2 separate regions of the Homo sapiens genome follow, and region 1 is linked to region 2. Evidence: read pairs that join two places in POLR2A ChIA-PET (ENCODE). Cell type or tissue: MCF 10A. All regions are shown on one strand.

What was found. Peaks named below come from ENCODE experiments on the same cell type or tissue, not always from the same donor. Only the 100,000 strongest peaks of a DNase experiment are listed, where the experiment ranks them.
Region 1: POLR2A ChIA-PET joins it to region 2 with 11 read pairs; 30 of 35 experiments call an interaction of 5 or more read pairs at or near these places.

What each region holds. Positions count from the first base shown.
Region 1 is chr17:48,106,195-48,108,694 of GRCh38, forward strand. It overlaps SNX11 (sorting nexin 11), which reads left to right and starts at 1,572. Exons shown (of 7, transcript NM_013323.3): 1 at 1,572-1,644. RefSeq lists a silencer at 1,578-1,737. In MCF 10A, no CTCF peak of the experiment used is centred here; a DNase peak (open chromatin) is centred at 1,467.
Region 2 is chr17:48,050,601-48,053,100 of GRCh38, forward strand. It overlaps NFE2L1 (NFE2 like bZIP transcription factor 1), which reads left to right. Exons shown (of 6, transcript NM_003204.3): 2 at 7-1,028. The coding sequence starts at 519. Among named protein-coding and RNA genes, the nearest start is that of NFE2L1, 3.5 kb to the left of the region's middle. In MCF 10A, no CTCF peak of the experiment used is centred here; DNase peaks (open chromatin) are centred at 131, 1,251 and 1,501.

The sequences.
Region 1 (2,500 bases), 56 kb after region 2:
TGAGGAGGGAGGATGGCTTGAGCCCTGGAGGTTGAGGCTGCAGTGAGCTGTGATCCTGCCACTGCACTCCAGCCTGGGCAACAGAGCAGGACCCTGTCTCAAAAAAGCAAAGAAAAGTTACCATTTGTTGAATTTGGGTAGTATCAAAGAAGAGTATTCAGAATTGTTTGAGAAGGCTAAAAATACTCTTCCTTTTCTCAACTACATAGCTATATAAGGCTGAATTTTCTTAATGTACCAAAACAACAGAGCACAACAGAGAAAGGGGAAGCACATAGGAGAACCCAGCTATCTTCCTTTTTATTTATTTATTTTTTACAATGGAGTCTCCCAGGCTGGAGTGTAATGGCGCGATCTTGTCTCACTGCAACCTCCGATTCCTGGGTTCAAGCAATCCCCCTGTGTCAGTCTCCTGAATAGCTGGGATTACAGGTGCCCATGACCACGCCCAGCTAATTTTTGTAGTTTTAGTGGAGACGGGGTTTCACCATGTTGGCCAGGCTGGTCTCGAACTCCTGACCTCAGGTAATCCACCCGCCTCCGCCTCCCAAAGTGGTGGAAGTACAGGCGTGAGGCACTGTGCCCGGCCCCTTTCTTTTCTTTCCTCTCTTTTCTTCCTTTTAGCTCTCTCTCTTTTTTTCAGACAGGGTCTTGCTCTGCAGTGATCAGGGCTCACTGCAGCCTCGAACCCCTGGGTTCAAGCCATCCTCCTGTCTCAGCCTCCCGAGTAGCTGGGACTACAGGCGCGTGTCACCATGCCCGGCTAATTTTTAAAATATTTTGCAGAGGCGAGGGTCTCCCTAAGTTGGTAGGGCGTGTCTCAAGCCTGGCCTCAAGCGATCCTCCCGCCTCGGCCTCCCTAATAGTATTGGGATTACAGGCGTGAGCCACCGCGCTAGGCTTGCTGAAATTATCTTTAAATAAGTTGTTAAAAGACCACCAACACATTGAACGGCTTTCTCTTGCTCCCTAGCTGCATGATATTGCTTCGAGTTTGTTTCGGTGTGAGCAATCTGAGTCGCCGGACCCTCTCGAGTCTGACTTTCACTCTGACAATCGGTCCGTGGCTTTACGAATCTGAATCGGAGTCCCCTTGATAGCTCCGCTGGGGAACAGCAAACTACGAGGTTCAAATGGTGGCTCTCGGGACTTAGTGAGGATCCAGGGATGTGGGCTTCCTAAAGCCCCGAACCTCCCACACTGCAGACTATCCCTCGCATAGCGAGAACAAGAGTAACAACCCCCTTACACCCCTCTGCTCCCGGGACCCACTGGCTGCCCGTCGCTGACGCCCCCTGGCCGCTGATTGGCTTCCCCTGACAGTGGGCGGAACGCGGCCCCGGATTGGATATCCATTCGCCGTCCCTCACCCGGCACCTGCGTGCACTCTCCGGCGTCCCAAGTGAGTGGAGGGGGGATCCCGACTCCAGTCCGGGGCCTTGGCCAGCGGAGCCGCGCTATTCGGAAGCGGGAATCCCACTCAGAGCCCGGGCCTGTAGGGGCGGGGCGTCCCGGGCACCCGGGATTGGGGCGTCTCCCGTCGTGCACCGGGGCACCGGCGACTCACCCGGAAGGAGAAGCCGTGATCTGGCTATATGGTGGGGCGCGGGCGGTGTCGCTGTGGGGAGCTGGTGCTGTTCTCAGGTGAGAGGGCGTGGGCGGGGCCTGGGGAGTGGGTGCTGCTCTCCTGTGAGGGGGCGTGGGCTTGAGCGTCAGTAGTGGCACTCGGGATGGTGGCATCGCTTTACATCCTAGGGAGGGACTCTCTTACCACCCGGGATTAAGGCAAGGGCTTGCTCGGGATCCAAGAAAGGAAACCCGGCTTTTCAGTTTACCTTCAAAGTGTATCTTTCACTTCCTACCCCCCAAGCTTAATCGGAAAGAAAGAAGGACCATGTGGACCTTTCGGTCCTAGTTTGTTGAGAATGGAGAAAGAGTGGCCGTAGTAAAAGACTCTGGGGACATTTACTTAAATGGCTAAGACTGGGGGCAATGGCGAGTATTTTACGTGGACACGGGAGACTTGGCGGTAGATTGTGGTCGCCTTTGTTACTTACCTTCCAAGTGAAAGGCGTACGATTAGAGATGGACAAAAAGATGGAGCATAACTGCTTGGTTGAGATCACACAGAGCTTGGTCAGAACTGGGAGCTTCCTCTGTTTAGTACCTGTGATATTTATAATTGGAGCGAGAGCTTTTTGAATTGCTTTCTGCCATCTGGCACTAAAGGCTCAAGATTGAGTAAGAAGGGACGGTAGTCTCAGTAGTTCCATCTACTTTTATCACCTGATTTGTTTCTTAACCTGTCTCTTGAAGTTGTTTAAATGGGAGAGAAAATAAATGGTGAGACTAAAGCCTTGCATTGTTACTATATTAGAAAGCTTTACGATGAATCTACTTTGTAAACAGCAAACAATCGGGTACTCACCAGAGCTACTGGTGCTGGTACAGGTGAAGAAAGTAAAGGAAACTTCAGATGTGGTTGAAAGGGCCCAGAAAA
Region 2 (2,500 bases):
TTTCAGGTTTCTCTGGAAACCCCCCTGGTAAGTGTGGAGGAGGCGGGACACTCTGACCCAAGACGAAAGGCCTGTAGCTCCAGCCAAAGAAAATAAACCTTAGGAGGGAGAAGGAAAAAAAAAATCCATCAGCTGTTCCTGAGAACAGCCTGCATTGGAATCTACAGAGAGGACAACTAATGTGAGTGAGGAAGTGACTGTATGTGGACTGTGGAGAAAGTAAGTCACGTGGGCCCTTGAGGACCTGGACTGGGTTAGGAACAGTTGTACTTTCAGAGGTGAGGTGTCGAGAAGGGAAAGTGAATGTGGTCTGGAGTGTGTCCTTGGCCTTGGCTCCACAGGGTGTGCTTTCCTCTGGGGCCGTCAGGGAGCTCATCCCTTGTGTTCTGCCAGGGTGGGGTACGGGGTTTGACACTGAGGAGGGTAACCTGCTGGCTGGAGCGGCAGAGCAGTGGCCTTGATTTGTCTTTTGGAAGATTTTAAAAACCAAAAAGCATAAACATTCTGGTCCTTCAGCAATGCTTTCTCTGAAGAAATACTTAACGGAAGGACTTCTCCAGTTCACCATTCTGCTGAGTTTGATTGGGGTACGGGTGGACGTGGATACTTACCTGACCTCACAGCTTCCCCCACTCCGGGAGATCATCCTGGGGCCCAGTTCTGCCTATACTCAGACCCAGTTCCACAACCTGAGGAATACCTTGGATGGCTATGGTATCCACCCCAAGAGCATAGACCTGGACAATTACTTCACTGCCCGGCGGCTCCTCAGTCAGGTGAGGGCCCTGGACAGGTTCCAGGTGCCAACCACTGAGGTAAATGCCTGGCTGGTTCACCGAGACCCAGAGGGGTCTGTCTCTGGCAGTCAGCCCAACTCAGGCCTCGCCCTCGAGAGTTCCAGTGGCCTCCAAGATGTGACAGGCCCAGACAACGGGGTGCGAGAAAGCGAAACGGAGCAGGGATTCGGTGAAGATTTGGAGGATTTGGGGGCTGTAGCCCCCCCAGTCAGTGGAGACTTAACCAAAGAGGTTAGTGGACCTGTGGTGGGTGTGTGGGGCCTGGGGCTTGGGGGTGGGCTGGTCCCAAAGGATTGTGGTCAGAACACTGAGCCCTGTAAAGAGCCAGACAGGTTTCAGCAGGGCCTCAGGCACTGTTCTTGGGTAGGGATGGGCTGAACTTTCTGACTTTAGGATTGGGGGCTGGGAGCATTTCCCTGTGTTGAACCATTGACCTACCTCTAAATGTACTGTCAGGGCAGTGGGAGGTTCCTACACATGCCAGGGTGTTTACTGCTTGGATTTCAGCGTGACTGCTGGAGGCCTGGGGTGGGGGAGGAGTCATGTTGTGATGGGCTTTGATGCAGTGTACATCTGTTGCTAAGACACAAATACTTTTTGGACTCTTGTTTTGTACCTCCCCCCACATCAGAACACAGACATACCCTGAAGTTCTCCTTTGTGGCGAGGCCTGTTGTTGTATTGTCCTGATAATTCAGACCTCCTGGGCCTGAGCCAAAGGGTAGATTTGGATAGTTATTCTTGGCCAGGAGAGGGCCAAGGCTTCCAATCTTTGCAAAAGGCCCACTGCAGGGAGTAGGGAAGAGAAGTCTGGGAGCTAGAAAGAGAAACTGCATTCTGCTGCCCAAGTCAACTTGCTTTGAGCTGTCAGAAGAGATCCTTAGCTCTTGTCACATGGCTGACATACTGTTCTGGGCAGAAAGCGATGCAGTTCTTTGCCTTTCAAGATGTGAATGGCTGCTGCTGCCCCTGCCTCACCAACATAAGATTGCTTTGAGCTCTGGGTTTGTATGGCTCTCGCTTGCCATCCAGCCTTAAGTAGCCGGGAAAGAGGCCCACTGCACTCCCCTGGCCATTAGGGAAGGAGAAAGCCCGATTGGGTTTTTGGAGGTGGCATGTGAAGGAATGTAAAAAGTTTTACAGATGTTACAGAAATGGGCTTCTCTGCCTGCCAGGTCAGACCACGTTTTCCCTCCTTCCCTGCTCTGTAGTCTTTTCCTGAGCTTAGTTCTCTGACTGTTAGTGACTGTCAAAGAGTATGGCTTGTTCTAGGCCAGTGGTCCTCAACTGGGGGTGATTTTGTCCCCGAGGGTGCAGGTGGCAATATCGTGAAACAGTTTTGGTTGTCACATCTTGGGGCGGGGTTGCTACTGGCACCTAGTGGGTAGGGGCCAAGGATGCTGGTTAACATCTTGAATGGCACAGAACACCTTCAAACAACAGATTTGTCTGACCCCAAGTGTCAGTAGTGCAGGGATTGAGACACTCGGCTCTGTGCTCAAATGGCTCATACTGGACCTGCTTTGAGAGAGACTAGGATTATCTGAGCGCAGGAGCCAGGAACATTTCTTACCTTTCAGGGCCTGTTAATTTAGCTTCTTACAGGGCCACTTGGAACTTCACCTCTCTTCTGCTTCCCCTTTCCTTCAAGTGGGCTCTAATCTTGGCACAGTGTTCTGAAGTGTGCTTCCCAGTCTCTGCTC